Regions from separate parts of the Homo sapiens genome. Here region 1 is linked to region 2. The links are chromatin contacts, found by Hi-C or POLR2A ChIA-PET in ENCODE. All regions are on one chromosome and are shown on one strand. The core of a region is the stretch at or near the end of the contact, and the rest is flanking DNA. Distances in the headings are between cores, read along the strand shown. Region 1 overlaps FOXN3 (forkhead box N3). Region 2 overlaps FOXN3 (forkhead box N3).

What was found. Hi-C counts contacts between places; a loop is a spot of excess contacts on that map. ChIA-PET counts read pairs that join two places held with the same protein, here RNA polymerase II (POLR2A). Pooled maps may share reads with other maps.
Region 1: a pooled map shows a loop between it and region 2 (2.3-fold over the local background). The contact joins two enhancer-like sites. A Hi-C loop is called at or near these places in 1 of 168 maps with a recorded cell type or tissue (endothelial cell of hepatic sinusoid), 10 of 37 single-sample maps with no recorded cell type and 10 of 50 pooled maps. POLR2A ChIA-PET finds 5 or more read pairs at or near these places in 5 of 52 experiments (AG04450, B cell, GM12878 and 2 more).

Annotation. Positions count from the first base shown.
Region 1 is chr14:89,266,700-89,272,358 of GRCh38, reverse strand. The region is part of intron 4 of FOXN3 (forkhead box N3); the gene reads left to right. Among named protein-coding and RNA genes, the nearest start is that of FOXN3-AS3, 81 kb to the left of the region's middle. Within about 2 kb of position 1,323, at least 4 of the 41 ENCODE cell types and tissues checked have a DNase peak (open chromatin) inside an H3K27ac peak, as active enhancers do; they include B cell, where a contact is called at or near this core.
Region 2 is chr14:89,326,240-89,332,007 of GRCh38, reverse strand. All of the region lies in intron 3 of FOXN3 (forkhead box N3), which reads left to right. Among named protein-coding and RNA genes, the nearest start is that of FOXN3-AS3, 21 kb to the left of the region's middle. RefSeq lists enhancers at 655-704, 1,644-1,893. Within about 2 kb of position 1,572, at least 6 of the 41 ENCODE cell types and tissues checked have a DNase peak (open chromatin) inside an H3K27ac peak, as active enhancers do; they include B cell, where a contact is called at or near this core.

The sequences.
Region 1 (5,659 bases), core at 74-2,573, 59 kb after region 2:
GCATTTAATAGTTGCAGCATTGTGCAACCATCACTTCTTTTTTTTTGAAACAGAGTTTCGCTCTGTCACCCAGGCTGGAGTGCAGTGGTGCGATCTCAGCTCACTGCAACCTCCGCCTCCCGGGTTCAAGCGATTCTCCTGCCTCAGCCTCCCAAAGTAGCTGGGATTAGAGACGCGTGCCACCACACCCGGGTAATTTTTTTGTATTTTTAGTAGAGACGGGGTTTCACCATGTTGGTCAGGTTGGTCTCGAACTCCTGACCTCAGGTGATCCACCCGCCTCGGCCTCCCAAAGTGTTGGGATTACAGGCATGAGCCACTGCACCTGGCCTGCATTATTTCTTTGTACTAGCCTTATGCATTTGATATGGTTACTACCATTTTGTAGATGGGAGAAACAAGGCCTGAAGCAATTGTTCTGCTCGAAGTCACAGAAACCTGAACTCACACCAGTCTTTACTTCAAAATGGCATAAATATTTCTAAACAGTTTTCTACTTTAGATATTTGGGTGTTCTACAGTGTTTTGCAGACTAGGGCTGAGGGAGAATCCTGTTACGTTTATAAGTAATTTACAATAAGACAAAAAGATGGAAATGAAAACTTTGTCTTCTTTCATTTAAGTAATTAAGGTGCTTCATTTTCCCTCCTCGTTCCTACACAGTTCACTTTATGATTTTTAAAAACTAGATAGAGAAAAAAGGAAATCCTAAAATTAGTCATTCAAAGATTAACACAGTGAGAGGAACCCACCCATTCTTTAATAGAATGAATATTTTATTTTAGTCTATGTGAATTTTATATTAGTAGATAGACAGATGCAGATACAAGTAATTTTACACCAATTATAATTCATGTATAGGAATCTTTCCTTATTTAATTTTTGAGCATTTAAAAATGTTTTTCTAGTCTATTAAATTATATCAGTTAGATTATAAAATATAAAGATTAAACAACCTTGGATCACATTGCACTGCAGAACCTGCTTTTATCACAGTGCTCAGTCTTAAAATACAATTGAAAAAGTCATTCCCCTTGAAATTCTGTTGAACTGTAAATGGAAGTCTAGAAATATTTTTATACAATTGCCAAGAGATTTTAATGAGGAAGAATAACTCTTTAGAATATATTCTGAGCGAGCTGTTTGCATGACAGTTTCAGACGTGGACTTAAAATCATCCACCTATAAACTGCAAGGGGTCAAGTTTGTGTTCCTGTTTGGTTCCCTTGACAACCAAAAGGTGTGGCTCAGAGTTTCTGGGGAGTACCTGCTGCGGTGCACGTGACATGGGAGTGGGTGTGTGTGTGTGTGTGCAGGTATGTGCACATGCATGAGTGAATGTGGCCCCTGCCCTCAGGCCTTTACCAGTGCCAAGTGTGAACTTTCAGAATGAATCTCTCCTGCCATCCCTCTGCCCGTCTTTCTCCCCAGGTCCCCTGTTGGCCTTTGTGAGTCGTGACACACAGGCATAGGGTAAATGACCTCAGCTTTTAAGTCAGGTATACTTGAGTCCATTCCACACCTTGCTTCCTAATTGCCACCTGATTTTGGAGAAGTTTTCTAACCCTCTTTGAGCTGCTATACAATGAAAAAAAATCCCTCTTGCAAGATTACTATGAGGATTGATGATGATCTGTGTAGCATCCCTGGCACTTAGTAGGTGCTCCAAGAGCAGGTGCCATTGCCACACTTCACTCCAGAGGAGGCAGCATAACTAGGAGAGAAGTATATGGACCTTGGAGCTGGCCAACCTTAGGTTCAAAGGCCAGCCTCTGCCACCCACCAGCTGAGTGACCTCGAGCAACTCATCCAATGAGTTTGAGCCTTTCCTTTCCAGTCAGTCAAATAGATAGTAGTACTTACTTCATGGGATTTTGTGAGAATTAAAAGATAATGTTTGGACAGAGACCTGCACAGTGCCTGGTGATGATTGGGTATCCAATAAATAGAATTAATGATGCTTATGATAGCATTTCTGCAATGTCTTGCAATTTCCTAAGATGTTCAGTACCTTCCACCCCCGACAGACAACAGCAAAAGCAATAGTAACATAGATCCTTCCCCAGCTGAACCGAAGTGATACCTTCAGGAATGTTTCAAACTGTTTTCAGTCTCTCTGAAGCTCCTGATGCATAAGGCAAATACCCACAGGATGGCCATGGAAGGAGTGGAATAGGAGTCCTGACTGGCTATCCTTTCTGACCCTTCTGAGTGACTAAGATCCTGCAGAAATGTGACAGAAAAAGAAAGTTCCTTGGAGATGGGCTGGAATTGCTTGTGATCTGTCCCTCTGATTGTGTTAGAACGCTTCCAGCCAGGTCCAGGTCCGTTCTGCCTTAGCACAGCGAATCAATCACTGTGACATGGAGGGTTTTCCAAAAGAGAAAAGATTTGTTCAGAAAGGTACCAAGTGAGGCAGGAGAACAGCTCTCAAATCCACCTCCCTGAAGACAAGGCTCGGGGATATTTATGGGTTAGGGAAGCAGGGTGGTCTAACGTGTGGGGAAAAGTGATTGGCAATGGGGAAAAAATGAAGTAACAGGTTCATTCTGCACAAGCATAGTCGGGGTTCATGGCATCTCAAAGGAAGTATGTTCAGTAAATGGCAGCATTAGCGTGATCTGGGGGAGGTGGAGCTTTTGGCCCTCCAATGTCAAAAGGCCACCTCTCCGGCACTTGCTCAGGCCCAGTTGAAGGGGCAGTGGTCCTAACTGGTTTGAACTGGACAGGAGCTTGCCCTAGTTTCTGAAAAACAACTGTTGCGACCATTACCGTGGTGACCTATGAATGTTATCTGTAAAGTAGCCAGTGAAGGTCAAGTTCCAGCATTCAGTGGCAAGGCCTCAGCTTCATGGAAAAAGGAAAAAAAAAAACAAAACAAAACAAAAAGCAAGTGACCAAAAGCAAGCAGTACAGGCAGATCCGATCAAATTAACCCCTTGGTTTCAAGAATGCAAACTAGACTAAGACATTTGCAAAGACTAGTTTCAGAGACCACAGGGAGACTGCAAGACAGCCAGCCATACTTGCAGTGATACGGAACTTTACAAAGTCATTGAAGGGCTTGTGCTGAACTTCTCCCTACCTCATGGTCACCGCAGCATACACTGGTTGGCCCCTCTTTCCGTAGGCTGTGATTTCTAATGGGGCTTGATCAGGATGATCTGGTCCTGCTAATTTGACACAGTTGCAGTTTGGAGTTAGAACCACAGGTCTTGGTGTTGATGACGTCTGCCAGTAGAGATGCTCCCAACGTCCTAGTTGTGGATTCATTTCCCACATTTTGAGGAATTTTGTGAGGATATTGTGATAAGAAACAAGAAGGCTGTGACATGTATAAAGGTCGATTGTGTGCTGATCATTTGTGTATTGTATTTCTCAGGCTCTGGGAGACTTTTGTCTCTGTGTTTTGCCATGCATGGCCTGGAAAAGAAATAGTTATGAAGTTTTCACTTTTTGCAGCTGTCATGGGCCCAAGTTGCGGTGGCTCACATGGACAGTATGGGTTCCAGGAACCCTGTCAGGACAGCTTTCTCCTCCCACCCCTCCACTTCCCATAGATTCCAAATGGGAGGTGCCAGCTTCTTACAGAAACTCCCTGGCCTTAGTGACTGGTGGAGGGATAGGCACGTGGCCCAGTCCAGGCCAGAATTCCACCCTAGGCTTCACATCCTGGCTCTGGGAGCTCCACAGGGTGTGCTGGCCTCACGAGCCCTGCACATGGAATCTGCTGGGGTACGGGAAATGGCACCAGCCCAGAGACGCACAGACAGGGGCCACTCTCTCCTTGCCCTACCTGTGGCTGGATTTGATGGGCTCATCAATTCTCCTTTATACTTAAGCCAGCTTGAATTGGGTTTTTCTTATGTACAGTCGAGAGTCATGATGAATACAGTGTTTCTAATTAACAGTGTTAGTTAAACTAAGTATACAGCACTGGTGATTTCTGTGTGTCAGTGTCATTTCAGCCTCTTTGTTGTCTTAAGAGGCCCACTTAGTGGTTTGACTGTCCCTTGAGAGAATAGAAGGTGAGCTTGGAGAGTTTTCAGAGACAGTGACTTGATTTAAAGAAAGTAGGATCATAGTAGTAATACTCCTCACATCCACGTATCCCCCATTATAGCTGCAGAGACCTGGCTTACATGTAATTTCACTTACTTCTTGAGAGGTAGGTGGTATCTTCCTGATCTTACAGATGAAGAAACAGAAGCTTAAAGTCGAGCATTTGGCTAAACCAAGCAGCATATATGTATATGTGTAAATTAATGTGTAGCTGTATGTGTGTGTAGGTGCATATATGTTTAAGTGTGATGAGCATGTGTGTGTGTATGTGTGTGTATGTATTATTATGAAGGATTTTCAGAGTCAGGATTCAAAGCCAGGTCCCTCAAATGCTAAATTCAGGTCTATAGCACAAATGCTATTTTAGGCAATCCCCATTTCCTCCAAGTTCATTGACTCACATGTCCAACCAATGCCATTTATAGTTAGATGGCCTTATATAGAGAAGAACTGTGTTCACCCCCTGCCACGGCCCCCACCGCCAACACGCACGCATACTCTGATCGTTTTGGAAATGGAACACATTTTCTCTTTTAACATCTGATCTTCCCCTCACTGCATTTTAGATTCATTGTGAACAATTTTGAGTCTCATTAGAGGTGTCTTAATTTTAAAAATTAAGTTGGGAACTAGCAAGTGAGATTGAAGAGGCTATATCTTTGGTTCTGACCTGGATTTTCTTTACTCAATTACTCTTCAAATTATACTGATTTGAGATGTGATTATTATTATTTTTCCTAAGTAGATTGGATAATGAGAGAAATGCAAAGGCATGCTAGACTAATAGTGATCTGAGTTTCTGCTACCTCACTTGTCCTTCCATTTCCCCTCCCCCAGCCAGAGCACCGCCCCAGCCCCTGCTTCCTGGTCTACCTGGTGAGCCACCTAACCTAGCGAAGGCAGCTGCTTCCCTGTCTTTCCAGCGTCAGCCCAGCTATGACCACTGCAGCGCCAGGGATCCTGGCCAACTTGCGCATTGTAATCACGTGATGCAGTGCTCACCATCCTGCAGCAGTTTCCCATGTTAGTTCCCAGCCCTTCCTTATATGCCTCATTTAAATGTAAGATTTAAATTGTACCGTCTACCCTGAGAACCCACTGTGTAGCCACCCTCATCTCCTCAGGGTCAAACCTGCTCACAGTACCTTTATCAGAATTGCCCCTCAACTGCTTGAAACACATTTCTTTCATCTCCCTGTCTTTTTTCCTGTAGGGAAGAAGGGAAGAAGGTAAACTACCTAAAAGGGAGATGGTGATGTTTTCTCCCCGCATCCTGCTTCATCACTTTTCCCCTTTGCTTTTACATACACACGTGTCATGCTCAAGTGCTGTCTGTGCATTGACTCATGGCTCGTGCCTTTGGTATGAGCCTCATTACTGGGTGAGCTTCGCCAAATGAGCTTTTGGTGTTGCTGCAAATACAATGGCGTCTCTTTTGTTTTAGGGCCTGGAGTGACATTGTGATGGAGAAGTGCACAGTTGACCATATTGAGCCGGTCAGGAGGGTAGATTTAAGAGAGGCAGCAACAGCAGCCTCTCGTATAAGCAGCAGAGTCTTCCCTGACACCTTACTTATTTCCCCCAGGATCTGAGCTCA
Region 2 (5,768 bases), core at 323-2,822:
TTCTTTGTAGTAAGCCAAAATTAAGATATTTCCTACATTTTATCAAACAGACATTAAAAAAATCACAGCACACTGATCAACATATTCCAAGGAACACCAATTTGGGAACAAGTAATCTAAAATAAAGATTACCACTCCGTAATGGGTTATGAAATCAATGTAGGGGTTACAACTATCTTTTTGTTTTACAAAAAATAATACAGTAGAATAAGAAATACCAGAGTGCATTGCACAGAGGAGGCTATTATTTTGTGAAACCTTTGTTTCAGTTATGTATGGTATATTTGTGTGAACTCAGTCAGAATGAAGCCTATTTGTTACTATAAATGGTGGCCAAAAATACGCTGGAGAAGACTGGTCTGATTCAGTTCCTCAATTTTACAACTGAAAACACAGAGGAGACCCATGTGGTCCTAAGATCACACGGGGAGTTAGTAACAGATTGAGTCTGAGTCTGTTCTTCATCCTCAGTCCCCTTCACCACTGCTTTTGCTAAATCCATAGACCATCCTGTTTAAAAAGCAACACTCAGGGAAACAACGCAAACGTCCATCAGCAGGTGGTGGATGAACAAAACGTGTCTTGTACAGACAATGGAATATTACTCAGCCTTGGAAAAGAATGAAATTCTGACACAGGCCACAACATAGATGAACTTTGAACATTATGCAGAGTGAAAAAAGCCAGATACAAAAGGACAAATATCATATGATTCCACTTATATGAAGTTTTCCTAGAATAGACAAATAACATAGAGACAGAAAGTGGATTAGTGGTTACCAGGGCCTGGGGGAAGGTGGGAATGGGGAGTTAGTATTTAATGTGTACAGAGTTTGGGATGATGAAGAAGTTCTGGAAATAAATAGTAGGGATGGTTGCACAACAGTGTGAATACACCAAATGCCACTGAACTGTATGTACACCTAAAAAATTGTTTAAGTGGCAAATTTCATATTTTGTGTATTTTATCACACATTCCAAAATGAATCTAGGCGCAAAAGAAGAAGAGGAAACAGAACAACGTAGCATTTCTTGTAGACAGACCTCATTTCACATTCCAGCAGCCGTTTATTCCTTCAGCCTACCCCTTGGTGGGCCCAGGTCCTGAGGATTCTGAGGCAAACAGGACAGGCTCCCTGGCCTTAGGAATCCATGGAACCGACTGTGGCCAAGTGTGGCCTTGATTCTGGAATCCCTGGCAGGTGATGACTGCTGGCATTTCCACAGGTGATGCATTTTACAGCAGCGAGTGATGCTTAGCCAATGACCTTTCATGTGCTAATAGCTCTGATTTTTCCAATTGCAGCATTTGGATAAACCCACAATTTGCTTTTGGAATGCCAAGGAAAAACATCGTTTATGGTTTTTCTTTTGGTCTCACCCCTTTCATCAGTTGGTCTTTAGCCTTAACCCATAAACAAATAGCCTTTTCTCTCTTTACTCTTCCCTCTTTCTTTGCAAGACCTCCAGGCTCCCTGCAAATGGCAATTCAAGCGACATGCTCCTACCCACAAGTTACAGTGATTCACGCTGGCTCCATTCTGTACTCTTGCTTCACATGTTTGGATATGAGAGTCAGAAGACTCGGGGTGAGCCAGAAATGAGGTCAGGGGCAGCTGGGTAGCAGAAGCGGGATGTCTGTTTCTTTCTTGTAGCTGACTTAAGATTTTTGATACTCCCAGTGCAGGGCAATTTCTGCCCGTACAAGCTGTGGCAGATAGGAGTCTACCGCTGGCTCTATTTGAGGGCATTGGAGATTTCTTACTACCTGGCAGGCACCCCTGTGCTTCTAGCCCCTCCACTGTTATTGACAAACAGGTTTGTGCTTCCAGCCACCCTGTCAGAATCTCTGCAGCCCTCAAGTCAGCAGCAGCATTAAAGGAAACCTGGAGGATGTCTCTCTAACTCCACCAGTGAAAATAGTTAACTGGGCTTACTGGGAGCTAAGAAAATAGTTTATTTTTATGTTACATTGAACTTTACCACAAATGGCGGGGGAGCAGGGATGGCTGGCACACATCATGATAATGATCTTGAAACCGTTAGCATAGTCTGTGAGTTTTAGGTCCACCCAGGGTTTTTCCGCCTTGGTACTATTGACATTTGGGGCCAGATAATTCTTTTTTTTTTTTTTTTTTTTTTTTTTTTTTTTGAGACTGAGTCTCGCTCTGTCGCCCAGGCTGGAGTGCAGTGGCACGATCTCGGCTCACTGCAAGCTCCGCCTCCCGGGTTCACAGCATTCTCCTGCCTCATCCTCCCTAGTAGCTGGGACAGGTGCCCGCCACCACACCCGGCTAATTTGTTTTGTATTTTTAGTAGAGACAGGGTTTCACCATGTTAGGCAGGATGGTCTCGAACTCCTGACCTTGTGATCCGCCCGCCTCGGCCTCCCAAAGTGCTGGGATTACAGGCTTGAGCCACCGCGTCCGGCAGGGGCCAGAGAATTGTTTATTGTGAGAGGCTGTCCTGTGCCTTGTAGGATGTCTGGAAACATCCTTGGCCTCTACCCACCAGGTACCAGTAGCACCCCCACCCACCACCAAGTTGTGGTGATGGAAAACGTCTGCAGATATTGCCAGATGTTCCCTGGGGAGCAAAACCAACCCCAGTTGAGGACCACTGGCACACCCCAAATCCCTTCTGCTATGTTCCGAGTTTTAAATGTTGAGGACTTTTTCCATGGATATTCTGGAAATAATAATGAAAAAGAGCTTGGGGTTTTGGTTTGATTCCTGCTTTATTAGTATTAAAGGGTGTGTAAGCATCACAGCCTGGGAAAAATTAACACCTACTATCTATGTCAGAATGAATCTGTTACCCATGTACTAGGCTTGGTTCCGTGAGGGGTGCTATATCTTGGGCAACATGATTTCTGGTGTGGTCCAGCTGCCGAAGAATTGCACAGTGGTGAGGGTCGGTGGCCTCTCTTATATCATCTACTTTGCTGTATTTCCCAGATGGCAGGCCGAGGCCTTGCATGGTTATAAGCTGAGCACAGGAGCAGGTAAGCTGAGATGGAGGAGGCCTGCATCCGTGGCCTCTGAGTACTACTTGTCCTCTTTTCCTTCTGTGCCAGTCCCATGGCTGAATGACATAGGCAGCTTATTTCATTGCACGTCTTATATCTTTCTCTTCCACATCTAAATGGAGGATGGTACCTGCTCTTTATCTTGTTATCACCTGTCAAGCTCTACCCTTGTCGTGGTGTCAGTTATTTGAGATCATGGAATTATCTGTGATGTAATTACCTGTTCTGGAGCCCCAGATGGATTCCTAAGGGCCATCCTCCAAAAAGCCAAGCCTCCGTTTCCCTTTGAGGCTGTGCTAGTGGGAATGTGTCTTTGCCCATTCATCTAGTGCTGCTGGTGGGAATGTCTCTTCTCCTATTCATCCAGTGCTGCTGGTGGGAATGTCTCTTCTCCTATTCATCCAGTGCTGCTGGTGGGAATGTCTCTTCCCCCATTCATCCAGGGCTGCTGTTGGGAATGTCTCTTTAACCATTCACCCAGGGCTGCTGTTGGGAATGTCTCTTCACCCATTCAACCAGGGCTGCTGTTGGGAATGTCTCTTTACCCATTCACCCAGGGCTGCTGTTGGGAATGTCTCTTCACCCATTCATCCAGGGCTGCTGGTGGGAATGTCTCTTCCCCCATTCATCCAGGGCTGCTGTTGGGAATGTCTCTTTGCCCATTCATCCAGGGCTGCTGGTGGGAATGTCTCTTCGCCCATTCATCTAGGGCTGCTGGAACTCCTGTGTGCCATGCTTTGTGCGGGTTACTTGGGATCCTTGATGACTGAGCCAGGTTTCCTGTCATCAGAGCGTACACCTCCAGTTAGAAAGATGGACTTGTAAACAAATCTAATGTAACATGAGACTTGCTTTCGGTCATCTGTACAAAAGTGCTGTAGTTTAACGATCCTGGCTGTTTTGAAGCTCTTCCCAAGTATTGAAGTACTGAAACACAGTGGTGACATTTTGGAAGGCATTAGCCTGTGGTCTGGGAGAATGCTATTTGGGAGTCTGAAAACCTGGGTTTTTAGTGTTGACACTGGCCCTGATTAGCTGTGTGCTAATTCCTGTAAACCTGAGTCACTTCATCTTAATGGACTTCCCTCCCTAGGTTTATAAAATGAGGTGGTTGGGCTAGATCATCTCTAACGTTCCTTCTGATTCTGGTAGCCTCTGCTTATTATAATGTTTAAAGACTGGAAACTTCGAGATTAGCCAGCCTTTGTGAGGAGGATTTATTGTAAGTTTTTAAAGTGGCTTCCCTGCTCATTTGTGCCTTTGGGGAGACTTGGGCAACTCTGGTATGGTCAGAAGCCTAGCAACACTTTGAGGCCCCATCTGAGGGGTAAACTAGTAGTCTGAAAGACTAAACAGATGTCTTGCCCTGAAGTTCCAGAAGAAAGATACCATCTGTAAATAGCCTCATCAACTTTCATAGGGCTTTTGGCGGGTAGAGGTGCCTTTTACCATTATCCTTCTGTCCACTTGTGGATTTGTATAAATCCATTAGGTTAAAATTATCCATTCCTTTTGCTCTTGAAGCTGTAGGTCAGTTTCCTGCCCAGTTTAAACCTTGTCGCATACTTGTCACTTTTAAATTCTGTAAGCACCATCCTCAGCATTCCAGGGCTGGTAACCCCAAAGATGGCAGCAGCCAAGCTCCTAGCAAGGGGCACCCAGTCAGGGATAAGATCTGTAGTCGTTAAGCACATCATATAATAATGGTAGATAAATATTTGGAGCATTCTTCTCTCCTTAGTGTACTTCTTCATATTTCAGTTGCTTTGTATATAAATCTCACCTTTTCTAAGGAAACATTATATGATCTCTCACTGCATGTCATAATAAGTTTCCCGGACCACCTAGATGATACTTGGCAATTATGGCCTCATGTTGTGGTCCTATGTGTACATGTGCTTTTTCTCTTTCAGAATTGGACTCATCTCTTGGAGCCAATGATTGCATCTAATCACCAGCAAAGACCCCACAGCTGGGTTGGGTGGTGCGTGTGTGAGCATGTGTGTGTGTGCATATTACGTACCCGGGAAATGTTGGCGGGATAGATGGATCACAATGTCAGGCACGGGAAGCACTCAATAAATAGTTGTTGAATTGTACCGAGTTGTAGTGGCTAAATATTTCATGGTTCTCTATTCTTCCTACTTTATGCCACTTACCATGGGCTAGAAAATAAGATGAAGCTGTGTTTGCATTGAATAGTGGTAAGTGGTTGCTGGTTGTCTGAAGAGTCATAGAGCTTTTAGTGGTTTTACAGCTCTGATTCTTTTTTTTTGACAGCAATGTTTACTATTTCTGGCCATTATGTACACTAATATAAAAATTTAATTAGACTCTTTCTTTTCAATTAATTATTACAGCCCTGTTTGTTTGCTCTCTCGACAGAGCCTGCTTTATGGGAACAGGAGAGATCAATTTTCTATCACAAAATTCATTACTTTTGACTAAAGTCCAGTGCGCCTGTGAGTGTGTGCACCACTCTTGATGACTTCCCGGGCAGCCAGAGGATTGTGGATTCTGCCGAGTATTAAAGTAGCCTTGGTGAAGGGATGCTTTTGATTCAAGAAGAGTTTGATTTGATCATTGTCCTTCTCAAAGCAGCACATGAAGCAAAATTAAAATTCTGTACAGTTCCTGGGGTTGAAAATATACTTGTGTCTTATTCATTCCTCATGTTTAATATTTTCTTAAGCATCCAGAGAGTTGGAATTGGGTATAGATAGAATATGTAAAGGCTTCT